4 separate regions of the Mus musculus genome follow, and all the other regions are linked to region 1. A link is a loop called in an ENCODE intact Hi-C map of the cell type or tissue named here. Cell type or tissue: left cerebral cortex. All regions are shown on one strand. Links, peaks and the distances in the headings refer to the core of each region. The heading gives the core; the rest is flanking DNA.

Region 1 (7,867 bases), core at 1-5,000:
AGCAAAGGTTGTCTGCCCAACCTGCTCCATTGGCCTCCCATGCTGTGTTCTCTTCTCAAACAGCTATTCCGTGACTGACTGAGGATCAGCCAGACCTTACGTTCTATCCAGCACCTTCCCTAAACTGGCAAATACTAGTAACAACCTAAAATAGCGTGAACAGTAGGATTAGTTTCCTAAATTACAGCTTTGTAGTCTATCTAGTGCCTTCACTAGCCTAGCAAGTACAAAGATCCCACCCTCCAAAGTCTATAAACACCGAAAACTTCTTTCTTCTGTGGTTGTTGACAGATGTCCCAGATTCCTCTGCTCTAAGTAGATAGTATTATTTAAGGACCTGATCACCTGAAATTCATCTCAGCTCATCCCTCATTAACTTGGAAAGAATCTTCATTATTTAAAATATTTCCCATCTCTGACTGTTCCAATGGTTTGACACTCTCCTACCAATAGGTTATCCAGTTTTGAAATTTAAAAAAAAAAATCAAAACAAAACGAAAATGACTCAAGTTGTCTCCAAGATTATTATAGATGTTGTTTAATGCCCTTATATACACTCTATTTTTATGAAGCAGGCAGGGCATATCTTCACTCCCATTTTAAAGATGCACCAAACTAGAAATGTCTGTAAGGACCTAGTGAGATCTCTGACCCAATCTGTCAGATTTTAACTACATTATCTTTTAAAGAGAAACAAGAACGGAACCCATAAAACGTGTAAACAGATTCCTGGGCTACATTAATAGCCATTGCTCTCCCAGAGTGCAAGGAAGCAACACACCAGAGACAGCGTCCCTTTCCTGCTCTCCTTTTAAAGGGCTAAGTGCTGAGAAAGAGCCATTCCTCAGGAGAGCCAACAAAGGCAAATGCACAAGTGTCTTAAAACCAATGTCTAACCTCAGCCCCAACATTAACCCATACTGCAACTTCATCATCGTTGGCCTTGGTGCTTCATAAAAATTTAACATGAAACAATACATGCCAATTACTTAAAATGCTCAAACGTGTGTGCAAATCGAACCACTCAGGAAGCATAAAAAAAGTATGGGACTATTTTATCTTCTGTCATTTATACTGACTTAATTAGTCTGGAGTGTTTTTGATTGTCAAGTACATCCCCAGATGATTCTAACGTGTAAATAACTACTGATTTATCCCCATCAGAATGCAAATAGCAGTACTACGATTTCAAATCCCACTACCCGCAAAAACTTAGGAAGACTATGCCCAGGCTATCTCAGGAAGCAGATGGAACCTCAGGATCGAGGAGTGTCAACGCATTCGTTCAAATGTGAAACAGATTGGCTAAATTGGGAACACGAGGCACGAAAATGATCGTTGAGAACCCGCCTTAAGAATACAAGATACTTTCGATCCTTAAAATTCGCAAAGAGCGGCGAAGAGACCACTCTTTTTTTCTCACTTAAGGCTTTCAATAATAGCAAATGACCCAGTGGACAAATCCTAAAACTCAAATGTGTACCAACAATATGGAGAGGCCTGAGAAGTCAAAAACCACTAGTTCCACAGCATTCCGAAGAGAACGTCCATCTCTCGAGTTAATGCGTAAAGTCAATCTCTGTCTTGAACTCGATTCCTTAAACACGACGTTTTTGGAGCCTGACTACCTAAGTGCATCGGCGCCGCCTGGGTTATCGAGATTTACAACTGCAAACGATGTCTGTGGAAAGAACCTGGAAAAGGGGAACCCTCCATGATCGCGCCTAAGGTTTAAGCCAAAGAAGGAAGGTAAGCAACGAAAGGGCTCGAGACGTGCGGGACGCCAGGTCCCCGACGAGGCCGCCATGCGCGCGGGCGGAGCCGGGGTTCTCGCTGCCACGGCGCGTTCCACTCCCCGCCCCGGGCCCGCGCGTGCCGCTCACACTGCAGAATGATCTCCTCGAACGCCTGCCTCTGCAGTCGGTCCCGGCGCCTCAGTTCCTCCGCGATGTGACGCTTCCAGCGGGGAAAGTCTGCGGCGCGCAGGCCCGACGACATGCCGAACGCTGCCCCGGCGCCTCAGGGCGGCCGATCCGTGCCGACACTGGGGGGCTGCAGGCTGCAGCGTGCTGCCAGCCGCCAGCGAACAGAAGCCGGCCGCCGGAACCTCACCTTCCCACACAGGGCACCCGGAGGCGATCCGGGAAGATTTTCCGGTCTCTGCCGGAAATTATTCTGGAGAAGGCCGGAAGGCCCGCCTCGTAGCCCGACGTCCTAGGCCGCGCGCAAGCTCCCGGCCGAGACTTCGCGGGACGCTCTCAAATGACGCAACCTTGAAGCCGGAAGCGTCGGTGATGAGAGGCAGCCGCTGGGAGGCACCCTGGCTTCGCGGAAGAAGACAGGAAATGGGGTGGTTTTGTCCGGGGGTGTCTGTTTCCTTCCTCCTTTTACATTGTGTGTGCATCTTTTTTTTTTTTTTTTTTTTTTTTTTTTTAATTTCAGCTCAGAAGTGGGAGCTCCCCTGTGTATAGTGAATGATTGTCGTTGAGTGACAACCTCCCTAAGTATTAGGTGCCTAACCTGTAAAATGGGGGTAGTAATGGTATTTAACCGGAAGGTGAAAAGCCGTGAAATGTAATTTCTCTCTGCTGCATGGCAAAACTGTCTTCACATAGACAACTGCGTCCCTCCAAGACCTACGCAAACTGAATTTTAGCTCATGCCTGTGTGTGCCTTCAAGGCTGATCTCAAACACCTAGACTCAAACCATCTTTTTGGTCTTTTGGTTACTACGCTCTCAAAGGATATGAATCAATTGAGAGACACAGTTTAAAGAGAAATTTAGCAAAGTAAACACGCCAAAGAGAGGAGTGGATTTTTTTTTAAAAGATATCTTTGTTGGGGATTTATTTTTTTTTCTTAATGAAAAGGAGGTGAGTAGCATAATTCATGGAGTAAGGCCACCCATTTCTCTCTCAAAACAAGGAAGATTGGTTCAACCTTTTAGGGTACTTCTGGTTTTCCAGAAAAGCCCACAGGTTGAGGCTGGAGGAATGCAGACTGTAAACTCATACACACACATACTCACACACACACACTCGCCGTGGAGCCTTGGGTAGTATTATTATCACTTTTTTTTTTTTTTTGAGATTCACAATTTTTCTTTATATACATTTCAAATGCTATCCGGAAAGTTCCCTATACCCTCCCCCCGCCCTGCTCCCATACCCACCCACTCCCACTTCTTGGCCCTGGCATTCCCCTGAATTGGGGCAAATAAAGTTTGCAATACCAAGGGGCCTCTCTTCCCAGTGATGGCCGACTAGGCCATCTTCTGCTACATATGCAGCTAGAGATACAAACTCTGGGGGTACTGGTTAGTTCATATTGTTGTTCCACCTATAGGGTTGCAAACCCCTTCAGCTCCTTGTATGCTCTCTCTAGCTTCTCCACTGGGGGCCCTGTGATCCATCTTATAGATGACTGTGAGCATCCACTTCTGTATTTGCCAGGAAGACAGTTATACCAAGGTCCCTTCAGCAAAATCTTGCTAGTGTGTGCAATAGTGTCTGAGTTTGGTGGCTGATTATGGGATGGATCCCCAGGTGGGGTAGTCTCTGGATAGTCCATCCTTTTAGCTCCAAACTTTGTCTCTGTAACTCCTTTCATGGATATTTTGTTCCCTATTTTAAGGAGGAATGAAGTATCCACCTGTTGGTCTTCCCTCTTCTTGATTTTCTTGTGTTTTGCAAATTGTATCTTGGGTATTCTAAGTTTCTGGGCTAATATCCCCTTATCAGTGAGTGCATATCATGTGTGTTCTATAGTGATTGGGTTACTTCACTCAGGATGATATCCTCCAGATACATCCATTTATCCAAGAATTTCATAAATTCATTGTTTTTAATAGCTGAGTAGTACTCCATTGTGTAAATTATCACATTTTCTGTATACATTCCTCTGTTGAGGGACATCTGGGTTCTTTCCAGCTTCTGGCTATTATAAATAAGGCTGCTATGAACATAGTGGAGCATGTGTTCTTATTACCAGTTGGAACATCTTCTGGGTATATGCCCAGGAGAGGTATTGCTGGATCTTCTGGTAGTATTATGTCCAATTTTCTGAGGAACCGCCAGACTGACTTCCAGAGTGGTTGTACAAGCTTGCAATCCCACCAGCAATGGAGGAATGTTCCTCTTTCTTCACATCCTCCCCAGCATCTGCTGTCACCTGAATTTTTGATCTTAGCCATTCTGACTGGTGTGAGGTGGAATCTCAGGGATGTTTTGATTTGCATTTCCCTGATGATTAAGGATGTTGAACTTTTTTTCAGGTGCTTCTCAGCCATTCGGTATTCCTCAGGTGAGAATTCTTTAACTCTGTACCCCATTTTTAATGGGGTTATTTGAATTTCTGGAGTCCAGCTTCTTGAGCTCTTTGTATATATTATTATCCCTATTATTATCATTATTATTGTTGTTGTAGTTTATCAAAAGACTCTTACAAGGACCACAGAGACCGCCGCCATCACTGCAAAACGCATGAGGATTTTTATTGATCCAACATGTTGGGGACTTCCCTCTCAGCACGCAGGCCAGAGGAGAGACCCAGAACAAAGAAAGAACACACTTTTTTATACCTTTGTAAGGGGCAGATTTGAGCGACAGGGTTCTCATTGGTGTAGCAAGTAACTCTTTCAGGCATTGGTTGGTTTGTGTAGTGACTAAATAACCCTTTGGCCTAGTCCCTCACTTTTCTTGCCCCCCCATGGTGGGTTATTATGATTTGGTCAGCAAAGTAATGGTACATTTTAAACTTATGGATCAGCTATTAACGTCACAGCTATTAACATCAAGGAAATTCTCGCAACAAGGTCAGGGTGGTTTGTGGTCTTTGTCAGAATTTAGTGTGGGGCAGAGTAGGAGAATTGCTAATCTTGTTATGGTTATTTCTCTGAGAACAGCTAATATTATTTTAGCAGTAGCAAAGTTAGTAATTTTGACTGCTAAAACTATGTTTTTACATTTGTTTAGCCTGGCTCTGCACTTGGCCTGCTTGTATAGTTTGGAAAGTCCTTTTCAGAGGGGGAAGGTACTAGGTGGTCTTGAATTCATTTCGGATATTACAGTATTATCTAGGAGAGATGTCTGGTAGCTTTCCTGATGCTGTACTAGTTTTGTGTTCTGTTTGTTGTTTATTTTCTTTTAACCTGACGCAGTCTGGGAAGAGGGAACCTCCTCTAAGAAACTGTCTCCATAAGATTGGCCTGAAGGCGAGCCTGTGCATTGTTTTCTTGATTAACAGACTGAAAGCTGGGCTGGATGGCTCACTGGGGAGGCAGAGACAGGTGGGTCTCTCATGATTTGAGGCAAGCCTGGTCTACATGGTGAGTTCTGTGATAGCCAGAACCTGTCTCAAAAAAACCAACCACCAAAAACCTAAGACATCTGTTTCATCTCTGGCTCCTTTTTGGTGACCTTTCATGCTCCCGGAAATGATCGCATGGATCTCTGTTAAGAAAGTTGACGTTTTGCTGTGAATGTTGGGCCATGGTTTCACAATTGCTTCTCAAGCTGTACAAAGTTAGGAGCAGGGAATTAAGCTGTCTCCTAGAACCCCCTGCTTTCAGATTCTCTCCACAAGTTGCATTCTACCAGATGTTCTTATATCTGCCCTCTGGAGTAGCTGAGACTATCTATAGTCATGTGCCTCTGTGCTCAGAACCACTGACCTTAGAAATGCCTCACTACCACCACCACCACGAGAAGGAGATGGATGAAAATAGAGCTAATAAAAGCTGTGAACAATGAATCAGAGATTCTGTCCTTCATTATACTCCTAGGAGCCTCAGAAGGCAATCCAATACTAGTAGAAGTTAGAAGGGAGAAACTGATGACACACAGACCCTTAGAAAGATGGTGTACTGTCCGGGTTTATGTGTCAACCTGACACAAGCTGGAGTTATCACAGAGAAAGGAGCCTCCCTTGAGGAAATACGTCCATGAGATCCAGCTGTAAGGCATTTTCTCAATTAGTGATCAAGTGTGGAGGGCCCAGACCATCCCTGGACAAGTAGTCTTGGGTTCTATAAGAAAGCAAGCTGAGCAAACCAGGGGAAGCAAGCCCGTAAGCAGCATTCCTCCATGACTTCTGCATCCACTCCTGTCTCCAAGTTTCTACCCTGTGTGAGTTCCTGTTCTGACTTTTTTGTGATAAACAGCAATGTGGAAGTATAAGCTGAATGGACCCTTTCCTCCCCAACTTGATTTTTGGTCATGATGTTTTGTGCAGGAATAGAAACCCTGACTAAGACAGATGGCTTTGTTTGACAAGCTCACTTGAACAGAAAAATTGGTTCAGAATTGTCTGAACATCATTCCCTTTAACAGTCTAGTGAATATGTTGCTTTTAGCAGGTTAGTAAGATTGTAACAAGGACCAATGAAATGGCTCAGCAGGTAAGGGTAATTGTTGCCAAGCTTGGTGACCCGAGTTCAAGACCTAGGGCACATACACTAGAAATAATGGACTCCTGCCAGTTTTCCTCTGACCTTCACACATACATACACACTGGGGCACTCATGTACACACATAGACACAACACAGGTGCATGTGTACAAACAGTAAATAAAATTTGATTAAAAAGATATGGAGCCACACAATGTAGGATTCACAAAAGGGGAATGGAATGTCAGAGTCTTCTAGTAAAAAGATCCTTCATATGCATCTAACCCTCAAGAGACTTGAGGCCTCAGGGAGTAGGGAGATCTGGTGGGGGGTGGAGTGGAGACATTCTGTTGGAGACACGGGGGGGGGGAAGGTATGGGATGAGGAATAGTCAGAGGGTAGACCAGGAGGGGGATAAAGACTGAACTATAAAAAAGAATCAAAGAATAACAAAAAAGAAGATCCTTCATAGACAGTTAAGAAATCGTTGGAACAGAACAAACATGGAGAACAGGTTCTAGACCTGTAGTAAGGATACCCCAATAGTTTCTCTGGAGGCATTAAAGGGAACCCTGGGAATCACATGTAAGTTATTTCCTCCTGCAGGGAAGTAAATGAGGAAGCAGGTCCTGAGAGTTATCTTCAACATGGCACCAAATCTTGTCAACTAATCATGAGAATTTTCTGACAGGCATATAATTAAAACATAATTGGTATGTTTGCTAATTTGCTCAGCTAGCAACCACTTGAAGTTATGTCAAATAATATTTTGATGCATAACCATATGCAAAAATGTTTGTCATAGCGTTGCTTCTAATAGTGTCAAGTTAGAGATGTTTTTTCCAACTTGAAGAGATTGGTTAAATTATTGTAGATTCTGTCAGTTGCTCATAGAAAAACCAGCATATACCATAGATCTTCTGTGTTAAGTACTTGCCTGAAGAAGCCTACTTAGATCTGGGTTCAGATATAGGCAGCTGGATGCCAGCACTCTGTCCATGGTGACCACTCACCCACATGATTTCCTGTCCAACTGGCATTGCAGCTCAGCTTGACTGGGACCCATAAAACAAACAAATGTTATTTTATATTTTATTTTTACAGACAGGGTCTCACTATGTAGTTTTGGTGGTCCTAGAACTCTATGTTAACCAAGCTGGTCCCGAATTTACAGAGATCAACCTGCCTATGCCGTTTGAGTGGTGAGATTGAAGGAATGTGCCACTACACAGGCTAGAAAACAAATTTAAGTGATTTGTAATTCATCTACAAATTAGCCAGTAGAGAGAGCATCCTGACGGGCAGCAGGCAGTGACCGGGGGGGGGGGGGGGGGAAGGTGTTGGTGCATTTGTGAACTTTAAGGGAAACAAATAGACCAGAGATGAATAACAGAAAGGTGACTTATAATAGATCGGAAGAGATTTCTCTCTGTTCTGGTAAATACCAAGTGTCTACAGGATTCAGCATGCTTTGCTGGGAA
Region 2 (7,867 bases), core at 1,087-6,086, 540 kb after region 1:
GGCCCTTCCTTCCTTCTTTCTATTTTTCCTTTAAGGTTTTTCAACAAGACAGGGTTTCTTGAGTAGCTCTAGTTGTATACCTGGAAGCCTTGAACTCAAGAGATCCAACTGCTTCCACTACAGACCATTTCCTAATGCCATGAATTATGACAGCAGACTTCAGGCTCTATTTTGAATACTGAGAGTGCTGATGGCAAACCTCTTAATGTTATAAGGGGGGGGGGGGGATGTAACTTAACAGAACCCTGAAATGCCTTTCCCAGCTCCTTCTCTGATCCTAATGTTTAACCAATTGTTCCTAACATAAAGGCTGCAATGCAACTGTACTTGGAAACTGGTCTAACATTCTCACATAGTAGACAACCAAAACTGATGGCTTGTGTGTTAGCTCACATCTATAATCCCAGCACTTAAGACAGAACTGTGGCAAGATCCAGACCAGCCTCGTATTACACAGCAAAAACTGTCAGAAAACCAATTCTGCACAGAGACTAAACATGTCTATCGCATATAGGGGTGCAGGAAAACCTTTGGTCAACAAGACAATACTGGTGTTAATTGCACTCAGGGTCTCCACATTTACAAATGTAGTAAAGAGACAGGAGGGAAGGTAAGGGTGGGCTGGGGTGAGGAGCCTGAACAACTGTATTGATGGCAGCCACAAAAATAATTTTATCAGAATCCAATTTTATGAGGACAGATAATATAAACAATGAAACTGTCTCTCTTATGACTCTCTGTATATAAAGATTCAATAAATATCTGCTACAATAAAAATAAAAATCCTCAAACCAAACCCCTTTTAATTTTTGTATATGCCTTTCTGATCAGAGCTACCATTCCCACACATAAATTACCTGCACATACCTATGGATGTCTAACAACTGACCTAAGGACTGAACAAACATGACCTTGGGGAAACAGCTCAGCCAAGTAAAGAAACTAGAGTGTTTAGTAGGTTACTAGGAAAGGAGCTACACAGCAACAGAAATGCTGGTAGGAGCACCAGACCAAGGGATGTTTCAGCAAACAACTAAGTACTCACAGAGGCAAAGGTGCCAATCTGCTTGATGTTCTGCTCATAGCTCTGCGAGCTGGTGGGACGGCCAGGGGTTCTCCTCGAGTACCAAAAGGTGTAGTTGTACTGCAGGGGATGCTCTGCTGGTCCAGGGACAACAGCCTGGGAAGTGCAGAAGGAACATTAGCTCACAGTCACAGCAAACTTGTACTTCATTGTCACAATGCTGAGAGGCCATTTTATTGGATTGTTTATATTATGTTCACATTTATATACTTTATTTGTGTATGTATACATGCACACATGCATTCGTGCACATGGGTGCTTGCAGAGGCCAGAGGAGGGTTTGTGAGCTATCTGGCATGGGTGCAGAGGATCAAACTCTGGTCCTCTGGAAGAATAGCAATGCTCTTAACTACTAAGTCACTTCTTCAGCACCTTGATTTTTAAAATTATGCTTATTACTATCATGCATGTGTATGACAGACAGAATGTGAGAGCATGTATGCTATGGTGTGTAGCTCAAAGGAGAACATTCAGAGAGCTGGCTCTTCCCTTTTCACTGTGGGATCTGAGGATTGAACTTAATCATCAGGCCTGTGCCTGATGAGCCATTTCTCTGATTCCTAATAAACATTTTACAGTGCCACTCCTACCAGATGTGGTGGCACAATCTTTATCCTAGTACTGGGAGGCTGAGACAGAAAACTGTCAGAGATCATCTTCATTATCAGACTGAGTTCCCGGCTAGTCAGGGCTACACAACCAGACTGTGGATTTTTGTTTTTGTTTTTTTTTAAAGTGTATTTCTTTATCACCTTCACAACTGAAAATAATACCATAATTTCAATTATTTGCAACCTTCTGAAGTCTGCTCACACAGTATACTCTTTGCTAGTTAGCTGATTCTAAGTTGCTGTAACACAACTTTCTGCCTTTCTCATAACACGATGGGTATTCATTATCTCAACATATGCCCACTCCAGTACCACCTCCCCAACATCCACTACTAAAGACTGGCATACTAAGGATTTCACTGTGACATTTCCACACATCTCTACCAGGCTTTGACCACACCCAGTGACCCATGTCCTCCTCCTTTTTACCCTCTTGCTCCCTCTCCATACCTTTCCTCTTTCTTCAGTGCTAGGGATTGAACTCAAGGCCTTATACTATATATACCACTCACAGAGTGACATCCTAGTCCCTGATCTTCTTGTGTATGGGTTTGAGAGTGTGCACAAGAGCACAGGGATGAGAAGTCTGTCCAGCCCCCTCAACCTTGTTTTAAGAACAATCAGAGATTCCAAAAGAGGGAATCTGCTATAGAGAGACTCCATGAGATAACCAAGGCTCACTACACCTGTATCATCACCCCAAACATACCTTCCTCTTGCCACTGCTCTGGCTCTTGTCTCGGTCTGTTTTTTCCTTCTCACCATCTTTCTGTGTGCTGTTTTCTTCATTCTGATCATGGTCTCCACTGTCATCATCTTTTAAGCTACATAGGAAAGCAAAATAATGTCATTCCATGACTAAACTATTTGAGTTACCTAACAAAGCCACAAGGTCATAGCCCAAGTCACTTGAATCCCAGGCCTGTGAGGCATATCTGAAAGGCAAAAGGAAAAGCAAACCAGGAATATTAAATAAAAAACTATTAAAAAAAACTATTAAACTAGCTACCCCATGAACTCTAGCGAACAGCTTTCTGTTTTCCAACAGCATAACAAAGCAGTTAAAGAGATGTTTTTTGTTATCAAAGACAAACTCGTAATGAGAATTTCTGGACAAATAATTCCCCTGACATCTGAAAGTTAAACTTGCCCATCTGTATACTGCTCCTTCCCATCTCTCTCCTAGCTGTCCTCACTCCACACCTTAGGCCATTATCCTTCTCCAGTCAAATAGGTCATCATCAGTCTATAAGCAGGTCTGATGTCAGTCTCTCTTCTCCATCCATCCTCTACACTTTCTAGGTGTGAGTCTGTTATTGAACCTGCAACCTTAAGATGCTCCACTGCCAACTTCCTAATTACCTATCCTCTAGAGTAGCACACAACACAAAGTGCTTTTCACAAAAATTTAGAAATTGTGTCTCCTCTCCAACAACTCTTCCCACTGGCAAACACCTCGCTTCTAGCTCAAGGTGCAAATCCTTCCTGCCTGTTTCTTCTTCAAGACATTGAGGTTTCTTTAGAGCAATATCATACTTCATCTCAGTATCACTGACACCCAAAACAAGATGACACAGAATAAAGGCTAAATGAAAACAAAAGGAGGCGTGGATATGTTGTCTCATAAGTAGAGTCAAACATGAAACCACCTATGACCCACCAGATGCAGACAAAAACAAGCATGTTAGTGCACAAAGATAAAAGTGCATTTGCTCAATCTGCTCAGCTTGCTCAGAGGGTAAGGGCTCTTGTGCCCAAGCTTGCAGACTGAGTTCAACCACGGGAACCTACACACTGGAATCTTTAATACCTAATGTATAAAATACACCTATAAATAATAGGATGAATAAGTCATGTGTTGGGGTACCTGCTCTGCCTAACAGGCAGCCATACTGCAAGAGATACTCATGTAGCCATTCCCTGTGATACAGATCTCCCCATCCCCACCCTGGTCAAGACCCAACTAGGTAAGGCATAGGAGCAAAGGGTAGTCTGGTCTGCCTAGTAACCTAGGCCTCAGAACCTTTTTTCAAAATAAAGAATTCTCTCTCTACATTGATTTCATCCAAGAGAGCAAAGACCAAGAATTTAGAAGCTAGGCCAGCTTTAGGGTCCATGAAAGAATCAAGACTCGGAGCAAAAGGAATAGGCAATCCAGAAAGAGAAAGGTGTTGGAACTGATGAGCAAGCAGAGCTGGACACTGCCATCTGTCTGCTGCTCAGAGGTATCACCAGTGCTTAGTAAACTTCCTTTCCCTTGGTTAAACTTGTTTTGCTTGGTTTCCTTTTCAAGTCGAGCCTGCCTTGGACACAAGACCCATGGATTAAAAATTACCAACATTTACCAAGCAGCTCACCGGGTACCAGAGTACCTGTCCTCCAAGAACTGAGGAGAGATAAGGTATACAAAGGCTCAACTAGGTGCAAAGGGCCATTCTGTTAGCATGTCTACAAACATTCCCTGCCTGTTCCCAATGAACCCCTTCCACCCTGCTGTGTCCATTCATTTGAACAAGAATATCTCATGGATTTTTCTACTGCTTCAGTCTCATCTAGGGACACAAGCCCTTTTGTTTTCTCTTCAGCTCCTAATTCCTACTACAGCCTCTAAAGTCACTTTACTAGAGTTTGGTTGAAGAAGGACAGTCACCTAGGACTTCTCATTTTTGCCAGCCCAAGAAAAGTGTTCTATTCCTTTCTTTTCTAGTGGTTTTCTTTTAGACACTACTAGGAAACAAAAAGAAAACAAAAACAGTTAAGGCAGAGAAGAAACAATGCTATTATCATTTTGAAGCCATCTCAGACTCCTTTCTAAGCCAGCAAATAGGAACCTCAATGGACTTCATTTTGTCTTTTTACGCCCTGACCTTTATTTTAGTTTTGGCTGTGCTGGTAATAAAATCCAGCACCTCCTTCACAGAAGGCAAGGACTCTACCAATAAACATTGCTTTCTCTCTCCTGCCCCCCCCTTCCCTTTCTCTCACATCTTATGAAAAGAGGTCTCTCTATGTAGCCATGGCTGTCCTGGAACTCACTATGTATACCAGGCAGGCACTAAACTCAGAGCTTCGTCTACCTGGGATTTTAAGAGTGTGTGCCCCCATACCTAGGCTGCTTTCATCTCCTCTCTGCACATAAGCAGAGACCTAAGCAAAGGCAGGCCTGCTTTTCAGAATCGGTTCTTCCTGGCTTAAAGCAGCAGCACTCTGCAGGCTAACCTATCCAATTCATGTTCAGACTAAGTGACACTTGGGTTAGCTTTCCAAGTTCCTGTCCAGGTAATTCCCAACACCGTCCGAACTAGGCAAATTCTGTGCAGGGAGGAACTTTAATTTTCCACTCTTATCTCTAGCAACACACACGAACATAAAACAAACATGTTTAAGGGATGGATCTCCAAACATCAAATTAGGTAGTTTAGAAACACTTAAAAATAGGCCAAAAGCTAATGACAGAAAGAGAACCATATAAAATAGGAACCAAATCAAGGCTGGCCTTCCAAAACCCAGGACCTGAAAACCAAGTTTATCACAGTTGGGGCTGTACTTCTTGAGAGGGCATCTTAGAGTTTCACATGTTAATAACATGAAAGGCAATGAGACCTTACCACTTGTTGAGTCTAATGACCACCCTTTAAAGCTATTAGCAGCTTTGGTCACACTTAGAGGCAGAGCCCACATATTAAAGGAGGTTAGAGGGCCTCTTTAATCTGTGTCCATCAGATCATACTACTGCACTCACTGGAGACTACGCTTTGAGAATGATTCTGGAAAATTCTGGGGAGATGTTATAAAGAGTACAGACTCCAAATAAGGAGCAACATTCTACAAACTGCAGGGTTTTCACAAGAAAATCTGAAATGACAAAACCAAAACCAGGGACAAGGGTACCATTTTAATTGCTAATTTCAAATAAAAGCAAGCTTTTATTTTTGTCCTTTATTGCAAAGTTAGAAGACAGGTGGGGTTGAAGAGATAACTCAACAGTTAAAAGTACTAACCGCTCTTCCAAGTCCTAAGTTCAATGTGAGCAATCACATGGTAGCTCACAACCATGTGTAATGAGATCTAATGGCCTCTTCTGGTATGTCTGAGGACAGTGACAGTGTCTCATATACAAAATAAATAATTGAAAAAAAGAAGAAGAAGGAGGAAGAGGGCATTAAAAGACCCTACTCTTTACAACAGCTCATAGTTATAAACAATTAAACCACCCAGCAAATGTTGATAAAGACACTTGAACAAAGTAGAAGAGTGAGCCTGAGCTGGCCCTTTAGGCTATCTTGCACTAGTTACTTAACCTTGAAAAGCCTCATTTTCCTTAACTATCAGAAAACATGCCAAGATCTCTTTTGCAGAGTTATTAGGAAGAAGCTAGTGGGAAATAGAGAGGAATATAATACATGCAATAGGGACTTGGGGGACAGCTAGAAGAAAAAAAGCGAGCTAGAGAGGGACCACAGCGAGTCCAGTGGGGGCAGGGAAGAAGGAGAACAAAGTAATGGCCTGAGTATGAAGGTGTCCTAATAGAACCTGCTACTTTCTATGCTAACCTAAAAAGTTAGGAAACAAATCCACAGGGATGCCTCTGGGTGGCTGCAGTGGCTAGACTAAGAATGACCACCATAGGCTCATATATTTGAATGCTTAGTCACCAGGGAGCAGAACTGCTAGGAAGGATTAGGAGGTGTGTGGCCTTGTTAGTTAAATAAATAAGTAAAAAAGAAAAAGAAAAAACTTGTCATAAGAGTTGCCCGGCCGGGCAGTGGTGACACACACCTTTAATCCCAGCACTCGGGAGGCAGAGGCAGGCGGATTTCTCTGAGTTCAAGGCCAGCCTGGTCTACAGAGTGAGTTCCAGGACAGCCAGGGCTACACAGAGAAACCCTGTCTCAGACCCCACCCCCACCCCCCAAAAACAACAACAACAAAAAAACAGTTGCCTGGTCATGGCATCTCTTCAACAGCAACAGAACAGTGACGACGACAGTGGCCAACATAACCATCCTTATTCAAGACAGGCAACCTAAAAACTATCTTCTTAGGATGCAGTTTGATTTGTTCCAATAGGAGAAGAAGGGAGGAAGGGCTGCAGGTATGAAGCTAGGTATTGCAGGGCCTATGACAGGAGACCAATGGATCTCTATCCTGCTGGACTCTGCTAATAAGCAAGGTGGAGAAGACATCAGGTCTTTTCTCAAGAAGCAGAGCTCACTCAGCCACCATGAAAACCTAAGGAAGAGCTGGCTGTACAACTGGAATCCCCATCCCAGTACTTCCTGAGTCTGCACCTCTGAACTCACTGTATTGAAAACCTGCAGCTTCACCACCTATCAGTGAGTCCACTTTCCCTTCACAGCTCATGCTCAGCATTTTACACAGTACCTCTAAGTATTGCAGAGCGTGATGTGGTCCTTCCGGTCCTAACCACTACAGAGGTGAGATCGATGGCTCAGACTGGAGGACTTTTGTACTGTCAAACAGCTGGTGGGCTTAAAACTAAAAATGTAGGCCTTTGAATGATAAACCAGATTTGATCACTACAAACCATAGAGAGGAGGGAGCACTGCAATCTACCCAGGGATACAATTCTTGTGAAACACTAACTTAAGTGGGGCTAGATGAAAACGAAAATTACTTTTAAATGCTAAAAGATTTAATCGTTAGGAGGGGAATGTTCTCACCCCCCCATCCCCCACCCCAACACATATTTCTTCTCTGTACTTCCCAACTGTTCGCTGCGGGAATTGGAGATGAATGCAGGGGTGGGCAGCCACTAAGAGTTGAAAGACAGGGACGGGGTGGGGGATGAAGGGAGGGTGGTGGTCGGGGAGGAAGCAGGAAGAATCTCAGATGAAAAGCATTCCGTACTCGAGAGGCCACAGTACTCAGCGCGGCTGCCCCATTACCTCATCGCAGCTGCCCAACTCTACGACACGGGCTCTGTTACCGTCCCCGCTTGCAGAAGACAAAATCGAGGCTCGGAAGGGAGAGGTGACCTTCCCAGGACGCCGAGCGAGTGCGGGAGGGAAGCCGCGTTCAGAGAGAAGGCAGCAAGGCTGCGGAAACACCCGAAGCGCTGAGGTCCCGCCCCTCCACGCCGCCGGCAGCCCGCACCCACCAGGGCGGGGCGTCCGAAAATCTCCTTCCGGGCGGCGCGGCCTCCCCTCCC
Region 3 (7,867 bases), core at 1,216-6,215, 280 kb after region 1:
CCGGCCTGTGCGGCTCCTTTATTGGCTTCAAGAAGCGGAAAACTTCCTTAGCGCGACGACCACGAGTGCCAGCACCACGCAGGTAGCCAGCAGGGCAGCGATCACGATGGCTGCAATGGCGCCTGGTCCAAGCGATCCTATGGAGGACAGAGGACCATGTTACCCCTCCCCTTCCCAAATCCAGCCCAGGCCTGCCCTTCAATGCCTTCTTTACCTCTCATCCTCCTCCCTCCCCTCTCCTTGCTCCGCCCAGGTCCTACCTCCATCCTGGTCCACCCTGGCAGGAGGGGTGCTGTCCTCTGGTGCTGGAGCAGAGGTGGGGAACGGAGGGCCAGAGACAGCAAATTCCTGGTTGTGGCTTGTGCTCTCCAGGGGACCTTCACCAGAGGGCAATTCAATAGGCTCGTTCCACAGGGTGGGATCGGGCTCCTGGGGACCCTCTGCTGCAAAGTCAAAAATAGACAGTGGAGCTCAGGTAGTCTGTGGGCAGGGATGCCAACTCTCTCCACCAGATCAACTAAGGGATGCCCTACACCAGCTCCCACATTTCACAAGGTAAGGCACCTGGCTCAGAAATTCTCTCCTAAGTTTGGGAAACCATTCACATGTGACCCACAAAACACCTGTTGAGCATTGAAGCCATTAGAAGACAGATTGATAGGGGGCAGAGAGCCAGGGACAGTTGCAAAAAGTGGGGGTTGCTCTGTCCCCCAGGGCAGATACAGCTCAGCTATCACCTGGGGCAAAAGCCTAGTCAAGGACCTTTGAGGGTACCACTTCTCAGACGAAGGCTGGGAGAAGCCAACCCTGGGCCTCTAGCAGCCCCCCTACCCGTCTGCCCCTTCAATCCAAGACAGCATATTGCTGCTTGCAGGAAATGGGGGACAGATGAAGGGGAGGTGGCCAGCAAAGGCAGGCTTCCCACACTCCATCGGTCTCAGCACCCTGAGCTGCATTTCATCAACAGTCCTCTACCTCTGGGGCTGGGAGTCGGCATGGTTTGGGGTACTCAGGGATCCCAGAGTGAAGCAAAAAGATAGGAAACACAGGATGGATACCAGTCACATGGCCTGATGTTTCCACTGCCTCAGCCTTCCCTCCCCCTAAACACACACCACTATAAGAAGCCCAGTCTGTAAAGCCCAGAGCACCACCCACTAGGCCAGTGTCTCCCCCATGACAAGTTCAAGACCAGGCTGGTATCAGGCTCTAAGGTCCCCTTAGCCTGTCTGTCAGGTATCTCAGCTGGTCCCCTGACCAAGGCTTGATTTCATCTGGGAAGGAAAGCCAGGGGCATTCAGCCCCAAGCAGGTTCCATACAGAGACCCAATGGATATCATTCGATCATCTAATTAATTAGCTGCCTGCGGCACAGGGATCATTTTATTCCTAATCAGAGTAAAGAAAGTCAAGGTTCAGGTTAAGTGGAGACAGCCATGGTGGTCCAAAGCCCTGGACAGGCTAGTGATGGCTCTGTCTTCCCAGTGTCCTCCAGTAAAGCTGTACCTCTCTTACCAGCTCTTCCACAACTTGCAGGTCCCTGGAACTCCTTTGAGCTAAGGGCTCCATCTTTGGGTGCCTCTGTCCCTCTGTGGACAGGCTCAGAATAAGGATAGCCCAGGATAGACCCATGAGACTGGAGTGTTCCTGTTCATGGTTTCCCCCCATCTCCCAGGGTAAACAGGACACAGCCAAAGCCCGACTCTGGTCAACCTCAAAATAACTAAGCCCTTCAAAAAACAAAAACAAAAACAAACAAACAAACAAAAAACGCCAAGGTCTGGAAAGGAGAAAGAAGTGTGAGGGTTTGTTCTGGACCAGGACAGGGAGGGGTCCTGTGTTCTATCAGAGAATCTGGGTAAGGCAGGTAAATACAGTGCTGGGGTTACTGTCCCAGTTTGAAGCCACATTCTGGTTGGGAAAGAGACTGCCCTTGTTCTCAACAACAGAGGTCAAATGATGTCGGCAATTTTGCTTCTGCATTTGGGCCTGGGTAGCTATGTGGCAAATAGTGGTGACTGGTGACCAGGTAAAATCTGTGCCAGAGTTCAGAAGATAATTTTACAACTTTTTTTTTTTTTTTTTTGGTAAAATTGAAATCTTTGCACCATAAAATTTTGGCAGATCCCTTAGGATTTTGGTAGATCCCTTAGGATTTTGGCAGGTCCCTTAGGATTTTGGCAGGTCCCTTAGGATTTTGGCAGGTCCTTTAGGCATTAGCCTAAAGCATCTCACAAGCCTGGGCCGGACTTGAGACTCAGCTTGTAGGTAGGGACTACCATCATGTGCCCCGGGGCGTCCCAAAACTAGACCCCCTTTTCAGAAAAGACTGGCAAAAGGCCCACGAAGACCTTTGCCTCCTACTGCAGAAGCCTCCCTCTCATAGAGTGGCCCCAGCCAGCCTCCCTCTAAGCGTGGAGAGTGCTCTGTGAGGCCACAGTGACCTGCTTAGAGGAGGCAGTGTTCATAGTCTGAGAACCACAATGAACGACCTCAGGTCTCAAGCAATCTAGTGTCAGGCTCCTAGGGCTGGAAAAAAAAAAGCAAGTATGCCTGCCATTCAACAGGCCTTGAGGTCTGGGCTTCATAGACTGCCTGTCTGTCCCGAGACTCTTCACGACACACCCAAAATAGACAAACAGGCTGGCCCCTCCCTATCCCACCTCTACTGGCCAAAGCTCACCTCCAGTACCAGGCGTCTGACCAGGGAGGCCGCCCAAGGCTTCTGAGTGCCAGGGCCAGCCAGCCGAAGTGGTGCCTACTTCCTGGCCAGGGACTGAGTTTGCCCCAACCCACCAAGGAAGGGGTGCACCTGTGGGCCGTAGCCAAGGCGTTATCTTGTTTTTCCTATGCAAGCCATGTTCTCCAGACTTAGAACATTAAGAAAGAGCAGCAAGCCAGCTCCCTTCCAGTCATCTGGTGAAGCCAGGAACTATAGGCCAGTGTGCCAGGAGGAGAGGGGTGAGGGTGGGGAGGAGGAGGCCTGGGAGGTGTGTACAGGGGCCCCGGGAGCAGAGTGTAGAGGGCAGAGGCAAGCGTTGATGGAGAGGGCAGGCACGGCAGGAGATTTCTGTTCTGTCCACCTTGGCCACAAGGACACTCAAACACCATGACAGTGAGCAAGGTCACAGGAGTTTCTGTTCTGGCAGAGGTGACACGGTGTCAGTGTCACAAGCTTGGATACCCCAGGCTGTCCCCTTAACCCCACCACCCCAAGCTCCTCTGCCTTTTGGTAAATAAGTTTGTTCAACGGTTGGTCTGACCACAGGCCCCCAGGCCAGGCGCCCATGCTCACAGACGGCCTTTGTGCAGACATGAAGAGCCTTTTCATCCCCACCCTGGCCTCCTGCCCACTCAACCTGGCCTGCTCCCCTACCTCAGTGGCTGTGGCCACCAGCTGAGGCGGGAAGGGTGGCAGGCTGGAGTACCCCAGGAGTACCCCATCTCCTCTTTCCTGCTATGAGACTGCAGCCCAGGAGAGACAGGGCCACAGACCTCGTACACACCTGTGCAGACCTATGCGTCCATGGCTAGTTCTGAGAACCTCCTATCTCCCCACTCCCAGAATAGCCAGAACCCCAAAACCCAAGGTGGGATTTGCATGCTCATGCCTGCTGTGGGCCCGCCTGTTCCTAGGGGAGAAGGAAGTCGTGGAAAAAGAGGGAGGTGAGGTCAGGCGAGGTCTTGGCTATTCCCAAAGCTTCTGTGGGAACAGAAAGCCCACCCACTAGAGTTGTGTATGTATAATCTGACCGGGGCTCTGGCTAGAGGCTTAGGTTGGAAGAAACCTAACAGAAACCTGGACAGGAGCCACTAGGAAGGCTCCAGCTGCAGGGTCCTGCCAGGCAACAGCCTCACTGTGGCAGGAAGCGGTGTGGGTCTCAGCTCCAAGTCCTAGGCAATAGAAAATGCCTCCTCCCACTGTAAGTCCTAACTCAGGGGTACTTCAGGCTACATTACCGAGCACAGCTCCCACTCCAGAAGCTGGGTGTGTCCCAACATATGAGAAGAGATGGTTCTCCCCAAAATCCATTCGGGCTTTGAACCCTGCTCACACTCTGAACACTGAGTGTTGACTGGACATTTGGCCATCCTCAGAGCCCTGCATTGAGCCCTGGTGAGGCCTTAGCATCCCACTATGAGGGAGGCAGCGTAGTGGGTGCCACCTTCTACAGATTAGGAAATGGCCAAGAGAGGTATGAGCCAGGCTGGGCAGAGTCAGGTCTTTAGCTATTTCCTGGGGTGTTGAGGGGAGGTAGAACGGCCCACAGACCACCGTCACCATCCTGGGGTGTGGCCGCGAGTTCCGAGGCTATGCTTCTACCACAGAGGTGACTTCTTTCCTTTGTAGACACACAGACACCCCTAAAGTTCAGGCAGCAATGTTGTAAGACAACCAGGGAACCCAGAGGCCTTTCTGCAGACTACTGAACAACTGCGCGAGATTTATTTTCTCATAATCAAAGCCTATCTGTGCCTATGTCCCTGCTCTGAAGCAGACCCAGAGCAGGCCTGCCATGCAGTGTTTTTTTCAGACCCCAGAGAGGCCACCTAGGGCTCAGTCCAGTTTCCTCACTATCCTGCAAAAGACTCTAAGAAATATTTATCTCTATGGGGACAGCACCTAGGTCGTAAGTCAGAAGGAAAGGGTTTGCAGAATTTAAAGGAATCATGAGTCTCTGGGTTTTCTGCCCAGAGGGTCTCTGGCCTTTAGCCCTTTGCCTTATGTCTGATGAGTCCTCCAGCCTCCCAGGTCCAGAAGTCTCCAGGTGTTCTAGCGGCAAAGTATTACCCCAAGAACATCAGACAGCCAAATGTACCAGACCCTGATACCCAAGTCTTTTTCAATGGCCACCCATCCTGCTGCTAACATACATCATCTTACTCGGTTTCTACCAGCCAGCATTGTGGGAGTCTCCCAGAATCACCACAGCTGGGAATCCCACCTTGTGTGAGGGGCTTGTACCCCATAGGTACTGGAGGATCTGGTCCCAGTGGTAGTTATTGGCCCTGAGAAGTTGGTAGCAGCAGAGCTGAGGGCCTGCGCCCCTTACCTGTGAGCACCGCAGGGGCCAGGACCCCAGAGATGAGCAGCAGCGCCACGCGCAGGGCCAGACAAGATGCCATCCTGGCAGGGAGTGAGCAGTCTTATGGGACACAGAGGACTAGGCGGCTGGGCTCAGGCAGCGGGAAAGAGGCTTCAAAGAGCTGGGAAGGGTTTTCATCAATGCAAACTCTGTCCTCCTGGGACACCGTGCCCGCCCCTCACACATGCACGCGCATGCACACACACACACACACACACACACACACACACACAGAGAGAGAGAGAGAGAGAGAGAGAGAGAGAGAGAGAGAGAGAGAGAGAGAGAGAGCGCACTCAGACAGACCTGCAGTCCTGAACTACCAAACAGCCCCACCCTGGAGAGGAGAGGAGAGGAGAGGAGAGGAGAGGAGAGGAGAGGAGAGGAGAGGAGAGGAGAGGAGAGGAGAGGAGAGGAGAGGAGAGGAGAGGAGAGGAGAGGAGAGGAGAGGAGAGGAGAGGAGAGGAGAGAAAAGGGGAGAGAAAGGGAGAGAAGGGGAGGGGAGGGGAGGGGAGGGGAGGGGAGAGAGAGGGTTCCTTTCCTCTCTCTCTGTCTCTGCCCTGCTCCCCTCCTCTTTCTCTTCTCTGTCTCTCTGTCTCTGTCTCTCTGTCTCACTCTCTCTGTCTCTCTCTCTCTCTCTCTCTCTCTCTCTCTCTCTCTCACACACACACACACACACACACACACATATTCCTGGACTAGTGAAAGTACAAACTTTCCCAGCCTCCCAAGACAGGAGCCTCACCCAGGCACAACAAATGCCTTGAGCCACTGTGCTCAGGACTCTGGGAGACCCTGCTCAGGACCCTTCCACTGGCCCTTACTAAAGCTAAGGTTGTGAGGCATTTTCTATTAAAGCCCCTTGGCCAGCCGCTCTAGGCCCCTTCCAGGAAGGTCTCAATGCACAAGTCCTTCTCCCTGGCTCCCTTGTTCTTGTAGGCACTCTCCACTAATCCAGAGACTCAGTTTCACCTTTAAGCCTGGGCTTGGCTCAGAGTTCAGCTCACTACCTTCCCAACAGGTCTGACCAAGCACATTGGCCTCCTCAGCCTCTGCCTACACCCACAGATGGACTTCAACACACGCGCGCACACACACACACACACACACACACACACACACACACACACACAGGTGTGCTCACCCTGCAAGTTCCCCAAGTCTCTTAAGCCCCTGAGGCTCTGCTACTTCATAGTTTTCCAAACAAAAAGGCAAATTCCCTAGCCAGTCTTCCCTCTGCTTTCCTGCTCTCTCCCTATGTTCCAGCTGCTGGCCCCAACAATAGGGCTCCTGCAGGATACTAGCGTGGCTCCTGCCCCAGGGCCTTTGCACTCTATCTTCTTCCCTAGAAAGTAGTAGCTACACTCATCATCATGTTTCTCCAGGTCTGAGCTTGGTCAGTCAGCCTGTGTCCTGTCGTTGGGTCACTTTAAGGTTCTTCACAGCACTTACATTTTTATGAATTTTCATATCGCTCCCCCTTGTGTGTTCATTTTCAGAAGAGAAGCATGCACACGAGGTGCATGAATCAACCTTTCGTTGCTGTGACAAAGTGCCAGAGATGACTTTTTAAAAGAGTTTACTCTGGCTCATGGCTGCAGGTTTTATGGTCCTGGTCAACTTGTCCTGTTGCTTGAGCCTACGGAGAGGCAGAGCATCACAGTGGTGGCAGGGAACAGGGGAGGCTGCGGTTCTCACAGCAGAGGAAGAAAGGCAGGGAGACACACCTGGCTGGGGACAAGACACACTTTGAAAAGCATGCTGAGGTCTACTCCCAACCAGGTTCTGCTTCCTTCAGCTGTGAACCCATCGATGAAACAGCTAAGTCACTAATGAAGTTACCACACACATAATGCAATCTTTTCTCAATAGTGCCACCAGCTGGAGACTATACCTTCAACACACGAGCCTTTTGGGATGACACTTCATATCCAAATCATAAAAAAAAAAAATGTGCAGAAATTTTGTGTACAGGTCAGCGAACTCTTGTATCCATGTACATGTGTGTAATCTCTGCCCCCATCAGCCAAAACCACGCTCGGCATGCCAGCATGGCTCCTCTCAAGCCCACACCCACCGATGGGCATCTTTGCTTCTGGTGCTGGGACATATACTGCCCTAAGAGTGTGTCTCAGAGCATCCGTAGTAATCAGGATGTTTCCAGACTGGGGTTCTTACAAATATAGCTTCCATGTTCTTGCACATCCTCCCTTGTGGATGCCAGTGTCTCTTGGCTATGTGTCTGGAAATGAACCTTCTGGGTCCAAGTGCAGGCAAGTGTTCAGGTTCGCACTGTCTGAAAACAGTTTGAGGTTCATGGCGCTTCATGTCCTCACAGACACTTACTTTAGTAGACTTTAAAAATTCTTTTTGAATGTATATGTGATGAACATCTATCTATCTATCTATCTATCTATCTATCTATCTATCTATCTATCTACAAATCTATCTATCTATCTATCTATCTATCTATCTATCTATCTATCTATCTATCTATCTATCATCTATCTATCGATCTATCTGTCCAGACATACATGTTCACATGTATGTGGGCACACGTGCCCTTGTATACATGCCTATGGAAGGCAGAGACTTCAGCTGGTATCTTCCTCAATCACTCGCCACATTATTTACTGAGGCAGGATCTCTCTGAACCCCAAGCTTGCTGACCAAACTATTTCAGTCAGCTTGCTTCGGGGGATGTTTTCTGTCTCCCGAGGTCTGGGATTACAACCAGGCCACCCTGCTCACCTTGTCTTTCATGTGGGTGCTAAACATCCAAC
Region 4 (7,867 bases), core at 1,109-6,108, 310 kb after region 1:
AGTCATTATTTTCTTACATAACATTTACACAAACTGGGGCATTTCAAATAATCTACAGGTGATTTTAAAGTATACTGGAAGATGTAGATTATATGCAAAAAAGTACACCTCTTTGAATTAGACAGTTAAGATTTTGTTATGTGCAAGGGTTCTGACCCAATCCTCTAGAATACCCAGTAGCAGAATGTAAGCTTAGCATGTGCCATGCCCAGAGTACTATCCCCAGCAACTCCTTGACAGCCCCTCCACAAAAGAACCCCTGCAGGAAATAATGAAGGAAACAACTGAAAAGGAGTATGAAAATGCGTAATCAAGAGATGAGAAATGTTCCCAGAAAAAAAAAGTTCACTAACTGGGAAGTAAGTGGGGAAAAAAGAAAAAGGCTCTTGGTTAAACAAAGGGCACACTCCATGACTAAGATGGCTCTGTTCTCCTAATATGTCCACTCTACCCCAGCTTGTTTTTACATTTATTTTTATCTTGCTGGAACAGAGAGAGTTTGAGAGAAGAGCTGGGCAAGTTCAGGGAAGGACATTCTGAGGATCTGTGGTTCAAAGGCAGTCTCCAGTCTCCAGCTCAGCACACTGGCCGTAGCCGTGCAGGAAGGCTTCCCAACCTTCAGCCGGACTCCACCTTCCCAAACACAGGCCTAGTCACCGCTCCTCCCAGAGTGGCCCAAACTGCTTCTCATCTCCAAAGCCTGTGGTGCCACGGCTGCTCCATGCCATCAAGAGGGAGAGTTTCATGCCAAGCTCAGCCTCAAGAGAGGCGAGTACAAGACACTCAGAGAGACCACAACACATTTTATTTAATTTTTTTTTATTTTCCTCCACACTGGCAAAAGTTCCGAGGGAGCTTAAAGTTTTGTAAACATTTTAACTATCCCTCTTCCCCACCCCCCCTTTTGAATTTACAAAGCAAAGGAGAGGAGTCTCACATTTTAATGGTTCCTATCTCCTTATGCTATTTGATCCAAAAACTATTTACAAGTTTGTAGCAGTCTCTGTATAGTTATTGTACACATTTAGGAGGGAGAGAGGCAAGAAAGGATAGGGAGAATGGTGATGCAAAATAATAAAAATAGAAACCAAATATAATCTTCCAATACCAAACTGCTCTGAGAGCAACTCCAGCCTTGTCCAGGCACAGATGCCGAGCTGCCCACCACAGCACCTCTTGCACAGGCCCAGCTGACCCACAGCTGCCGCCGAGGTGTTCGACTATCCCAGGTGATGTTCACTAGGCGAGGAGCAGAAGCAGTCAGAGTCTGTCTGTACAGAGCTTGAGTACACTTGGCCTTGCTATGGAGCAGGCCTCCCACTCCTGTGCCTGCCATCCCCATACCCCATTGCATCCTCCTGCATAGTGGTTTCCACGGATGAAGGTCTTAAAGATGGTCAGGCTTTGTATGTTCTCTTTTCAGAAAAGGCAAACAACTTGCCATCCCAGAATCTTTTCACAAGACCTTTTCAGGGCCATGGCAAAACATGCACACGGTGCTCTGAGGAACAGATGAAATTCCCAGCTTTTATCAGAAGCAAAAGTTTATCCCTATCCGAGTTGAAATTACACAAATTCATACATATGGTAAAGATGCCTCTTAAACGAGACAAATTTTCACATAAGGGCCCAAAACAAACTGGTCCTAGTCCTTGAAGTAAAAATATTTATGGGAGGAGGGGAGATCAGTTTTTATATGAAAGGAAAATTAAGTCCCTGTCCCAGGCCATAGGGTTTCTTTTGTCCAGTAGTAACGTTGGAATATGTTAGGGAGAACACAGCTTGCTTAGAAAGTTACTATCTAATGAAGAACACACGCATCCTTTCTTCAGAAAGAACAGCGAGGGTGTGCAACATCAAACAAGCCAATCTACACCCCTCTCAGGCCTCTGATGCAATCCCCACGTTAACAATGGTCATGCAACCTACAGACAGAGTTATGCCTGCCTGTGGCAATAGAGAAGTTACTGTCCAGGGGGTGATTTGTTGCTGGCCAATGTCTATTAACCATTAACTCTCTTCATGACTGCACCAGTTAAGGCCCTTTGCCGGTATGGGGTGGAATAGAGGGGTGGGGAGAAAGAACAAAACAGAACAAGAAAAGTGATAAGAGAAAGTGATCTGCTATTGGCAGATTCCAACACACTTCCAGGAGACAGTAGATGAAATCAACGCACAGTGAATGTGTGCTGGCAACATTAGCTCTGCTGGGGAGCAGCCCCAACTGCCACCCTGAGACAAGGGCTGGTCCACTAGGTACAGTCTGAGATGCTCACCAACAGTGATCTAAAGTAATCTTGGACACAAAGGGCTAGGAAAAAAAAAAGCCTGAGATGATTGGTTCTGTGATTTGTTGCAGAGTGACAGAGAAAATGGTGAACGTATGTTGTGTCCAATGAGGAGAAACCATGGTCACTAGGCGGGAGTGGGAAGGCTGGCACAGCGGCAGGAACTCAGTAGTCATCCAGAGTCTCAATCTCACCCATGTTCAGTCGCTCTGACGAGGCGTTGACTGAAAACCCTACAAGAGACAAAATAAGTTTATGAGCGACTGTTCTGACTGCCAAGTGGTTCAATTTCAAGCAGCTGGCTGGAATTTAAGTCTCTTATGCTTAAGATTTACACTAAACTGGGTACAGAAGAAAGACAAGAAGAAAGATGCAAGCATACCTATGCAGAAAAGGATCTCTGGTCAGTCAGACTGGAATGGAATCAGCTTAGGAGAGGCATAACCGACAGTAATCACAAGCACTGTGACATTAGAATACCTAACGCTACTGGTCACATGAAGGGACTTTTACAATAAAATCCATAACCACAAGTTGATTAGAATTTTAGTGATGGGCCTCTTGAGAGGGAGCAGCTCCAAGAAAGCTCCCCAGTTCCTCAGCCCTGGATGAATCCTCAACTGTTTCAGCTGTTATTTGGACGCCAAAAGCAAACAGTCAACGCCCTCCACTCTGCTGCGGTTGCTGGTACTGGGTGGGTTTTTCACACCTTCATTTTGTACCTCAATGTTTAAATTTTCAAATAAATACGCATTTGAAATGTTCTAATAACAAATAAAGTCTTGCATAATAAGATGGCTTAATTAACAGGATCAAAAATAAGATTTAAAAAAATAAAGAAGCCTGTTTACTAACTAAGAAGCTATGGAGAAAGCTGCTGTGTGACAAGGCACACACACGGAGAAGTGAGTACACCAAACTCCATACACAGGCCCAACCAGAAACTCCACCCACAACCCACCTGAGAACCCGTTTTTCCCTTGGAAATACTGAAGGCTTAGTGTTTGTATCTGTCAGGTGATGGTTTTACTTGGTAAGTCTAAAAACCTAAAGCCCAGCAGTCTATGAAATGAGCTATTGCCTTTATTATTCTGAAGCAGGTTTGATTTCAGTTCAAAAACAAATTAAGTGAGATAGAAACAACAAGTTGCATAGCACAGAAGAAATGTAATTTAAAAATCAACTAATATTAATCAAGATAGGAAAAGAGAAAGCTATTGAGAAATAAAGATTATTTGATGTTTTAATGTGCTGATTACAAGGTGAGGCTTTTTAGCAGACATGCTCTGACTTAACTGATTTAGGAGCTCAGTCAGGCATAAACTTAGCCTTCCAACTTCAAAAAGCAACAGCCTGTGAGTGCCATGAAAGGCAGGGCATCACAAAAGGGGATTTCCTCACTCTGCTGCTCCACAGACCACTTTCTACTAGGTCTACAACACTCACCTTCATGCTTCCTTTTAGGATTATGACAATGTCTTTGTGTTTCTACAAAGGGGAGTCTGACTGAGAGGAAGCTATATATTTTATCACCCCCAAATGGTTTACACGGGCCCCCTGGGAACCCTTACAATCAGTATGACCAGAGAAGAGTGAAGGGCGCCTAGAAGTGAAGTGAGGCTGGGGCGCCCTCTGCTGGTTCCTTTGCAGTCTGCTCTCTGTGGTCACTTTAGATCAAATTGGAACCTATTTTTCCAGTATGTGCATGGAAAAAAATTCTCAACCTATAAATTTGCAGGGAATACACCCATTGGAAAGTAATATATGAAAATGAATAAGCAGAAAAACTGAAAGAAAATTAAAAACTTTCAGAGGCATTTCCAGAAAGAGGGGTAAGTAGGCAGTGACTTGGCTTCAGTGGGAAGCTCTGCTCCTGCGCTGACTGCCCTTCCAAGCCTGAGAGAACTGACCCACCTCCCATGTCCTGAGAGATGCTGACATCCCTGCTGGGGTCTCTGGCAGAAGACCAAGACCACACTGCAAGGACAAACATCCGTGGAGCAGCCTCTCACACCTGTAAGCTACATCACAAGGGCTTCTCAGCTGCAAGTAGTTAGAAATCTGCTCAGCTCTGTCTGAATTTTATAGTTTCTGACCCATGTTTAATATTAACACTCCAGAGAAGAAGAAAATCGACTATGACAGCCAAGTTTCCATTAACTTCATGTTCAAAAGCAGTGAAGGATTTCATTTATCACTATTTATTTATTTATTTATTTATTTATTTATTTATTTATTTATTTATTTATTTATTTATGGGTTTGTTGGGCCAATTTAAGATACAAAGCAACTTACATTCATTACTTATGAAATACTGTTCCCTACCATCCCTGGAGTCATTTAAAGCCCTAATTTAGGCATCTGCTTTTTTTAGGAAGCTGCTGCATATGAGGACAACAGCTCTCAGTACTAGATATGGAGGCATCTACCACAGAAGAGTGGAGAAGGCCTGCAGCTCACTGGCCAAGACAAGTGGGTGTCCTGGCAGTGCAGTTGCCCAGGACCTACAGAAAGTGGACGTAACAAGCACTGCTTAGTTGAACATCTGCTTCCAGCAGAAATAAGCACCTGAACTTCTCAACTAGCTCTACTGTTGTTGTCCACTTTCGTTATTTTTGCATGAAATTCTAAGTAAGGCTTTAAAGTTTGAAGGACCAGAATCATACTGCTAGTTTGTCTATACTAGCACATGGGCAAATCTCCTACACTTACACACCCAGGAAATATTGCCTATTCTTAAAACCAGATAGTAAAATGAATCTTTACATGAAGACTGCAGCGATGTATCTGGTTACTGTCAGCACCCAAAACCTTCCTCTCACCCCACCTGAGAGTCCAGGCCTAGTCTTACCTAATAAACTGGGATCTGCTCGAACCATCTTCTGCTTTTTCTTCTTCTTGCCACTTTGCACAGCCTCAAAATTTGATTGTTGGTTGTTGCTTTGATTGGTCTGAAATACCGAATGGAGTGTACTATGGTTCATCCCCCAGACAGAGTCCTATGAAACAAGACACAACACAACTACAATTATGCAGTGCACGTGGATATGGACTGCTCTAAGAAAATGGCTGGCTTGCCTTTGCCTTGTCAAGTTTGAGTCTGTTAACAAAAATCCTCTGGCTGAGGAGATGGCTCAGTGGTTAAGGGTGCATACTATTCTTGCAGAGGACCGGAGTCTGCTTCCCTGTTAGGCAGTTTATAACTGCCTGTAACTGCAGCTTCAGGGGTATCGCATGTTTGATCATGTGGGTACTCATGTGTATATACTCACTGACCCACAACATACAATTTAAAACAATTTTAAACTATTTTAAAAATAAATCTAAAAAAAAAACAAAACAAAAAACCCTACCCCAGTCCCAGCAGTAAGTGTGGGCCACTGAGCTACCAGCCCTCACTCTCAACACTCTACTTGATGCCTGCTATCTCTACAAAGTCTCTCCTAGACCTTCAGGCTTTCACTTCAGCTCTATCAGAGAAGCCCTAAGTTTTCCATCGGATACAGTTATCTATGTCATCAATTAAGAAATGCAATATAGTCGGGCAGTAGTGGCTCACACCTTTAATCCCAGCACTCAGGAGGCAGACGCAGGTAAATCTCTGTGAGTTCAAGGCCAGCCTGGTCTACAGAGCAAGTTCCAGGACAGCCAGGGTTACACAGAGAAACCCTGTTGTGGAAAAAACAAAACAACCAAACAACAACAAAAAAAACCCCAAAAACCAAACAAACAAAAACAAGGGAACAAACAAAAGAAATGCAATTCACAGCATATAGTTATCAACACTATGGTAATACACACATCTGACTCACAGCAAAAAATGGTTGTTCTCTAGTACACAAGTCAAAGAACCAGTTGGCCATACACTAAAGGCCAAAGCCATGTTACTTATACAGGCAATCCCAGAATGTATTTGTTACCTGAATACTGCCCACACACTGGCTAACTGGTTAAACTATAAGACAGCTCACTAATCCTTTGTTCTTGCTGTTCTTAGATTCCAGTTCAAAGATCAGGGGCAGTGCCACGGAAGGAGCAGAGAAAGCACTGTAGACTAAATAGGCACACAGGAGAGCATCCCACAGGTGCAGTGTTTTCTGCACTACTTCATACCTCATGCTCCCGCAATGTCCCAAGACATCTGTTCTACTGTGTTCTGGTATTGGAGACCTGACACTGCCTCTTAATTTAGCCCTAAGTCTGCTTCACACAGATCTAAAATGCCTTGTGCTACAGTGTATTTTCCCACATCTTGGATCTACAACACTGTTATCATGTCTAATAGAATAATGAGGTTCAAGGATATGAGTATTTTTAGCCTTGCCAATCATGAACCTTGCCAATTTGTCTTTCAGAAAACATATATTACCAGCCCTTAAAGATCCCACATTTGTAAAGTCACTAAAGTTTATTTTTTATTGCCATTATGAGCATACTTGCTCAGAGAGGCAAAACAATATTTAACCCCCAAGGCACGTGTTCTCAGCTGACAAAGGGCAAGGGAGTATCCACCTTCCTACTTCAGTCACACCCTATAAGCATGTGTCTCTTTCTGTCAGTCATCTAGTACAATGCTTTCACATCTCTGTTTTGGCTTCCAAGTCTAAGGCTTAGATGCTATGGAGTACTTCTGAGCCCAGAAAGACTGTGCTGCATCCAAGGGAGAAGATGTGCAGTGGAGTCTGTACAAGTGAGAATGACAGCCGCACTGTGGGGGTGGGGAATCAGTATTAAGGAATCAACAATGTCAACAATGCCTCAAACGAAATCTTGAGACACATTATGCACCAATTAGACACTGTGTTAATGAGACTTGAAGAACTTAACCCTGTGTAATTCGTAAAGACAATGCCAGTACTCCAATTTCCTAGTCACTCAGACTTTATAGAGCAGTGGTTCTAAACCAGAGAAGGGTCATGACACCCTTTTTTTTTGGGGGGGGGGCCGCGGGAATGTCAAACAACCGTTTTACAGGGGCTGTATATCCGATATCCTGTATTTCAGATATTTACAACATGATTCAAAACAGCAACAAAATTATAGTTATGAAGTAGCAATGAAAATAACTATATGGCTGGAGGTCACCACAACCATATTAAAAGGCTGCAACATTAGGAAGGCTGAGAAGCACTGGTTTAGAACAAAGCTACAAGGAACAAAGATCAATTGTGTCTTCACATCTCCTTTTAACAGTACAGGAAATACCTGTCATAGCCCATATACAGTGACACTGCTGTCAGGATTGAATATAGCAATACATGAGTTATGATCTGCAGCCCAACTAAAACATATATGAATAAAAAAAAAACCCACTCAGGTACTTTTTTGCTATCTGGAACATTTACACAGACATGTACTGTGAAGGACACACAGATTTTGAAAAGTTTTAGATGCATAAAAATAATTTTTTTAAAACTTCTCTGTCTTCTCAACATTTATAGACATTCCTATTCACAGGTACTGTACACACTGTTAACTTTATACCTGCTGCTGCTGCTGCTGCTGCTGCTGCTGACGCTGCTGGTTGACTTTCTGTTTGGCACGGCGTTCAAGGAACTGCTTGGCAAACTCCTTGGCCT

What was found. A loop is a pair of places that touch in the nucleus more often than their neighbours do. Peaks named below come from ENCODE experiments on the same cell type or tissue, not always from the same donor. Only the 100,000 strongest peaks of a DNase experiment are listed, where the experiment ranks them.
Region 2: it touches region 1 in a loop (3-fold over the local background); 5 of 42 quality-filtered maps call a loop at or near these places.
Region 3: it touches region 1 in a loop (2.6-fold over the local background); 3 of 42 quality-filtered maps call a loop at or near these places.
Region 4: it touches region 1 in a loop (6-fold over the local background); 18 of 42 quality-filtered maps call a loop at or near these places.

What each region holds. Positions count from the first base shown.
Region 1 is chr1:87,750,331-87,758,197 of GRCm38, reverse strand. Atg16l1 (autophagy related 16-like 1 (S. cerevisiae)) reads right to left here and starts at 2,187. Exons shown (of 18, transcript NM_029846.4): 1 at 1,884-2,187. The coding sequence starts at 1,998. Gm33517 (predicted gene, 33517) reads left to right here and starts at 2,452. Exons shown (of 4, transcript NR_157047.1): 1 at 2,452-2,873. In left cerebral cortex, for the core only: CTCF peaks have their summits at 2,302 and 3,370; DNase peaks (open chromatin) are centred at 2,240, 2,627 and 3,406; H3K4me3 peaks cover 2,012 bases; H3K27ac peaks cover 1,226 bases.
Region 2 is chr1:87,214,233-87,222,099 of GRCm38, reverse strand. It overlaps Eif4e2 (eukaryotic translation initiation factor 4E member 2), which reads right to left. Exons shown (of 7, transcript NM_001039170.1): 2 at 2,405-2,519; 3 at 1,046-1,180. Among named protein-coding and RNA genes, the nearest start is that of Eif4e2, 4.3 kb to the right of the region's middle. In left cerebral cortex, for the core only: a CTCF peak has its summit at 3,908; a DNase peak (open chromatin) is centred at 3,956.
Region 3 is chr1:87,467,599-87,475,465 of GRCm38, reverse strand. Snorc (secondary ossification center associated regulator of chondrocyte maturation) reads right to left here and starts at 5,265. Exons shown (of 3, transcript NM_028473.2): 1 at 5,055-5,265; 2 at 261-443; 3 at 1-137. The coding sequence starts at 5,127. The coding sequence ends at 28. In left cerebral cortex, for the core only: no CTCF peak of the experiment used is centred there; DNase peaks (open chromatin) are centred at 1,541, 2,358, 2,733 and 3,298; H3K27ac peaks cover 71 bases.
Region 4 is chr1:87,443,732-87,451,598 of GRCm38, reverse strand. Gigyf2 (GRB10 interacting GYF protein 2) reads right to left here. Exons shown (of 29, transcript NM_146112.4): 27 at 7,773-7,867; 28 at 5,140-5,287; 29 at 789-2,521. The coding sequence ends at 2,454. Among named protein-coding and RNA genes, the nearest start is that of Snorc, 23 kb to the left of the region's middle. In left cerebral cortex, for the core only: a CTCF peak has its summit at 3,926 (motif pointing left); DNase peaks (open chromatin) are centred at 2,483 and 3,913.